Regions from separate parts of the Homo sapiens genome. Here region 1 is linked to region 2. Evidence: read pairs that join two places in POLR2A ChIA-PET (ENCODE). Cell type or tissue: OCI-LY7. All regions are shown on one strand. Each heading gives the region's core, and the rest is flanking DNA. Links, peaks and the distances in the headings are about the cores only.

The links. Peaks named below come from ENCODE experiments on the same cell type or tissue, not always from the same donor. Only the 100,000 strongest peaks of a DNase experiment are listed, where the experiment ranks them.
Region 1: POLR2A ChIA-PET joins it to region 2 with 5 read pairs; 6 of 35 experiments call an interaction of 5 or more read pairs at or near these places.

Annotation. Positions count from the first base shown.
Region 1 is chr17:55,413,325-55,416,239 of GRCh38, forward strand. MMD (monocyte to macrophage differentiation associated) reads right to left here. Exons shown (of 7, transcript NM_012329.3): 2 at 827-908. Among named protein-coding and RNA genes, the nearest start is that of MMD, 7.1 kb to the right of the region's middle. In OCI-LY7, for the core only: no CTCF peak of the experiment used is centred there; no DNase peak of the experiment used is centred there.
Region 2 is chr17:55,465,680-55,468,594 of GRCh38, forward strand. SMIM36 (small integral membrane protein 36) reads right to left here. Exons shown (of 5, transcript NM_001395421.2): 4 at 1,466-1,649. Among named protein-coding and RNA genes, the nearest start is that of SMIM36, 44 kb to the right of the region's middle. In OCI-LY7, for the core only: no CTCF peak of the experiment used is centred there; a DNase peak (open chromatin) is centred at 1,212; H3K4me3 peaks cover 849 bases; H3K27ac peaks cover 987 bases.

The sequences.
Region 1 (2,915 bases), core at 177-2,676, 52 kb before region 2:
CACTAAATGCAAGGGAATAATGAAACCACAGGTAAAGTAAAAAATTTATAATGACATAAGAAATGCCATTAATGTCACATTAACAGGAAAACTGAAAATACATACATATTCACAAACACCCCCAACACAGAGACACACATATACACACACACATACACACAAACACACACACAAAGAAATGCACCGAAGTGTTAACAGTTTATTTCTGGTTAGTTTTGTTTTTCTTATATATTTTTCAGTATTTTTAAAGTTTCTTATAATAAGCATGTTTTGCTTTTACAAAGCAGAAAAAAATTAACAAAAAATTTAGGGATCACATCGGCTTTTTCTTCACCAATATGGAATAACATCTCCTCTGGGAAGCAATGGCCACTGTAGGAGTGGGAGGCTATGGCTCCCCTCCCCATTTCAGAGGATCACTTAATTTTAAAAAGCATCTTTTTCAACAAACTGTGAACTCTCTTTGCCAAATGAACACAGTTGATTGTCTTGAAAAGGCGATTCATTTCATTCTAGGGGTGACAGTCTTCATAAATAGGTGTCTTTGGTTTTTCTATAACTAGGGTACATACTATTATTATTCCTTTAAAGAATATCTTGTTGGAGAAAGCGAATCCAGGACAGAGCTGACTGTAGGTTAGAACACACAAAGCATTCTACATGCTTACATAGTTTCTGGTGACACGACCCAGAACTGATTTCCTGGTAGATAAGGTCACAGATGGGTAAATCCAACTAATTGTGCTGAGGTTACTAGAGATAACTACCCCTTCCTCCCACCAAAGCCCCGTGGAAAGGATGGCAATGGTGGAAAACTTGTACTCACTGCGTGTGTGTAACAGTTAGCAGCATGTTCATAGCAAGTTGGCTTGTAGCGGCCATTGGCTGGAGCTCGATGGTTCATGAACCTGTAAAAACAAAAAGAACACATGTAAGAAAAACTCAAAGTGTGTGAAGAACAATGAGGAAACCCACCAGTGGGTATGTGGTCTATTCTACGCAAAGAAGTGACTGGTGGAAATACCCAGTTGCGGTAATAAAGCCAAAGCCACTAAAGAGGAGTAAACTGAGCCAATAGCAATGATCCTTAAGCAAATACCCTAGTTTATTAGATTAAGCCTTCTTTCAGTTTATTCAAAAGAAAAACCTTCCATAACCAAAAGCAAACTTCTACAACCAAAAGCAAAGAGAAACCATATCCACCCCTTCAACTGGAACCCTCCTCCTCCATTCACACACACACACACACACACACACACACACACACACACACACGGTACAACTAGAAAAAAAAAACGAATTTTTCTAAATTTTATTGTCATTTAGTGAAAAGGGATACACTACATTTGAAAAACAAAGTTTCTATTTTCTCTCTTAAAATTTATAAAGCTTTATATAGGCACATCTTTAAACCCTACATCCCATGATTAACAGGCCTGTCCCACTAGTTTCCCTATATTGTATTACCAGACAGCTTAAATAAATGACACCTGGCTACCTCTAGGCAACTTAAAACCGGAGGTATGTTTTCACCTTTGTTCTTCCTGAAATCAAAAAGTCTGCTTCAAAAACCAAACACATGACTACTACCTGATTCTTTTGGCTATAAAATTCATATATACACACAAATGTGTGTACGTATCTAAATATCAAAATCTGTTACATATATAGACATATGCCCATATTCCGCACTTCCCTTTAGGCTAACTTTGTGACCATCAGTAGTACAGAGAAAAGCATGAATACCACAGAACCTAAAGAGAGGATAGCATTCTTCCATTTCAGTATGCTGAGTGAGGATGCCCTCCCCACCAAAAACCCAACCCATACCCACAACAGGTTTCATGAGGGACTCTGGATTAGTCTAATTAATCCTTTTTTTCTCAGGAGAGAAAAAAGCAGCTGTCTGAATAAAAGAAGAAAGAGGTAGATGCACAGAAACAGACGGACGTAAAAAAAAAAAAAAATTTCAACAGCATTCAGGTTGCAGAGGTCCACTGCACTCCTGTGCTTAAGAGTCTGTAAGACGTCAACAGGCTTTGCACAATAAATAATCCTTTTGCTCAAGCTAGTTTAAAGAAGTGTGAATGGGGGTTGGGGGTTGGTATTTTGTGCCACTAATGAGTTCTAACTACTCATTACCTTATTCATACACAAAATAAAAAATGGTACAGGGCTGAACCAAATGGTAGAACCAAGTTGCCAAAAATTGGCTAAAACGCATGACCAAGCCATTTTAGAGAGTGCCAAGTTTATTAATAAAAGACCAGCCAATACTCTTTCCCTGAGTTAGGAAGAGCCTGTTATCGTTAGATCAAATAAATAAAAATAAAGTGGCAGCCACTATTAACACAATACAGATAGTTCAGGTGGAAAATCCACTGGGGAATGAATTTGGGACAGTGAAGATATTTCACTTGGCCCACTGATGGGTTAAGATATTTAACTAGTGTACAAAATATGTACTTACTGAGTATAATCTACCAGATGGTTTGAAAACCAACTGTTAAAGAGAAATATACAGTTAGTAGCTTCAAAATTTATCCAAGCTATTCTCAAATATAGTTAACTATTATTAAGCATCATCTTTTCTCCCCTGATAATATTTTAAATAATTTTACTAATTTCCTAAGAGACAAGAGTGTTGCTATACAGCTCTTATTAGCAAAAAAGAAAATAATTACACTCTTGGGAAGAATGCTTTAAAAGTGTCCCAAGAATTGGAGGATATACCACATCATTGTCCTGAGACATAACAACAGAGCTATAAGTAGCATACCCTATTAGGAATTTTCAAGGCTAAAGAGCAAGGCCCCAAGATGGCTGTAGTTAGATGAAATTGAATGTGCTCTGTGTAGGGTGCAGTAAGTAGGATTTGTCTACCCACCACCAGGCTGCAGACTAAAATAGCAATT
Region 2 (2,915 bases), core at 159-2,658:
TCCAGACCACAGTGAATGTTCAAGCAGAGACTGGTTTCTGTGTCTTAGAATGGTATAGAGGAGAGTTCTGCACTGGCCAAGTGAGTTTGGGCTATTAGGGGTTCCCAAACTTGGCTGTGCAGGAGAACCATCTAGCAGTAGAGCTCAGAGTCTCTAATAAGGTCCTTAGATGGTTTTGATGAAGCCAGTCTCTGCATAGGTGATTTAGATCCACTGGACTGCAGGATGGGTGCCCTTTCACCTATATTTTGTTATAATGGGATTCCAGTAGGGAAGTGCTTTGAGCCAGGAGACAGGAAGATAAGAAAGTGCTGGCAGGGCATGGTGGCTCACCACGCTTGTAATCTCAGCACTTTGGGAGGCCGAGGTGGGCGGATCACCTGAGGTTGGGAGTTTAAGACCAGCCTGACCAACATGGTAAAACCCTGTCTCTACTAAAAATGCAAAATTAGCCTGGCATGGTGGCGGGCACCTGTAATCCCAGCTACTAGGGAGGCTGAGGTAGGAGAATCGCTTGAACCTGGGAGGCAGAGGTTGCAGTGAGCTGAGATTGCACTACTGTACTCCAGCCTGGGCAACAAGATCAAGACTCCGTCTCAAAAAAAAAAAAAAAAAAAAAAAAAGAAAGTGCCACACATATTTTGGAGTCATTTGGTTAGAAGGGAGGCTTCAAGTTTGGGAGCGGCTGGAGTCTGGTTTGAATGAGAAGTTAGGGCCAGCGTATGGAGAAATTTAGATGCTACGTGTGGGAGTTTGCAGGTTACCAAGCAGGGGTCCATGATAAATGTAGGACAAAAGAAGTTACAAATAATCACATTCTGAAAAGTTGAGCTAAATGATGAATAAGGACAAGTCCAGACATCATATTCCTTTCCTCTTGGAGTTCTCAAGCACAGAACCTGTAGCTTGAGTTGTCATCTTCCATTTTCTTCATTTCGGAGCTCCTCTTCATCGCACCCTGAGTGGTGATGATCCACAACGTTCCTGTTCCTTTCCAGGCCGAGAGAGTGGGCAGGAGGAGGAGCTTTCATTGAAGTGATTCTCTCAGCTGTATAGGAAGCACCCCGGGTCTGCTCAACAGAAAAGCCACAGTTCATGGACTTGGTGGTATCGGAGGTGCCAAGGGCTGGAAGCCAAAGTTCAGTTTCCTCTTAAGCAGCAAGTTCTTTTGCGTAAGTCCAACCTGCTGACTTGCTCCGTGTAAGTGCTTTTGTTTTTATCTCAAGGCTATTCTTAAGTTAATTAGTTGCAATTACTAGCTCTGCTGCAGTGGAATGCATAGTAACAGAAGGGGGAAATGAGGCCATCAGGGAGATGCAGTTGAGTGTTCTGAGACAACATACAGAGGAACTGCAATTCGTTACACTCACCAATTAAGTCCGAAAAAAGAAAAAACAACAACAACAACAATAAAACCAAAACTTGCTCCAAATAGAAACACAAAGGATGAGGCAAATATACTTACACAGTGTTTGTTATAATGTCTGCCCACATCCAGAGGCCACGAAATGTCCCTAAGGATGGTTTCCCATGACAGTAAGCCACAGCAGGCAGAAAGAGCAGTGGGGCTTGTTAAGAGCTATAGATTCAAAAGCTTCTTTTTATTAGCTGTCAGTCTAATTTCTATTGGGGCCAGTCAGTTCCATCACCTATAGGATGAAAACAGAGACACCAACCTCAAAGCGTGTTGGAGCCTTATATAGGAAGCACTTTTGACCATATTTTTTTTTTTTTTGAGACAGAGTCTCGCTCTGTCACCCAGGCTCTAGTGCAGTGGCGTGATCTCGGCTCCCTGCCAGCTCCGCCTCCAAGGTTCATGCCATTCTCCTGCCTCAGCCTCCCAAGTAGCTGGGACTACAGGCGCCGGCCACCATGCCCAGCTAATTTTTTGTATTTTTAGTAGAGACGGGGTTTCACTGTGTTAGCCAGGATGGTCTCGATCTCCTGACCTCGTGATCCGCCTGCCACGGCCTCCCAAAGTGCAGGGATTGCAGGCGTGAGCCACCGCACTCGGCCAACCATATTTTTAGTTTGATAAATGCAGGTTGAGTTTGCGATTGTCTCTGCTGCAACCTGGCTTTCCTGCTGGGCCATGTCAGGCCTCTGAGCCCAAGCTAAGCCATCATATCCCCTGTGACCTGCAACTGAAGAACCACAAAAGAAGTGAAAATAGGCAGTTCCTGCCTTAACTGATGACATTCCACTGTTGTGATTTGTTCCCGCCCCACCCTAACTGATCAATTGACCTTGTGACACTCCTTCTCCTGGACAGTGAGTCTCGGGAGCTCCCCACTGAGCACCTTGTGACCCCCGCCCCTGCCCACAAGAGAAAAAGCCCCTTTGACTGTAATTTTTCACTACCTACCCAAATCCTACAAAACTGTCCCACTCCTATCTCCCTTTGCTGACTCCTTTTTTGGACTCAGTCCACCTGCACCCAGGTGATTAAAAAGCTTTATTGCTCACACAAAGCCTCTTCACACGGACACGTGTAACATTTGGTGCCAAAGACCTGGGACAGAAGGACTCCTTCGGGAGACCGGTCCCCTGTCTTCGCCCTCACTCCGTGAGGAGATCCACCTATGACCTCAGGTCCTCAGACCAGCCCAAGGAACATCTCACTGATTTCAAATCGGGTAAGCAGTCTCTTCATTCTCTTCTCCAGCCTCTCTTGCTACCCTTCAATCTCACTGTCCTTCCAATTCCAGTTCTTTTTTCCTCTCTAGTAGAGACAAAGGAGACACATTTTATCCGTCAACTTAAAAACTCCGACGTCGGTCACGGATTTGGGAAGACAGCCTTCCGTTGGTGTCTGATTATAGCGGGGACGCCTGCCTTGATCATTCACCCACATTTCACTGGTGTCTGATCACCGTGGGGATGCCTGCCTTGGTCATTCACCCACTCACCACATT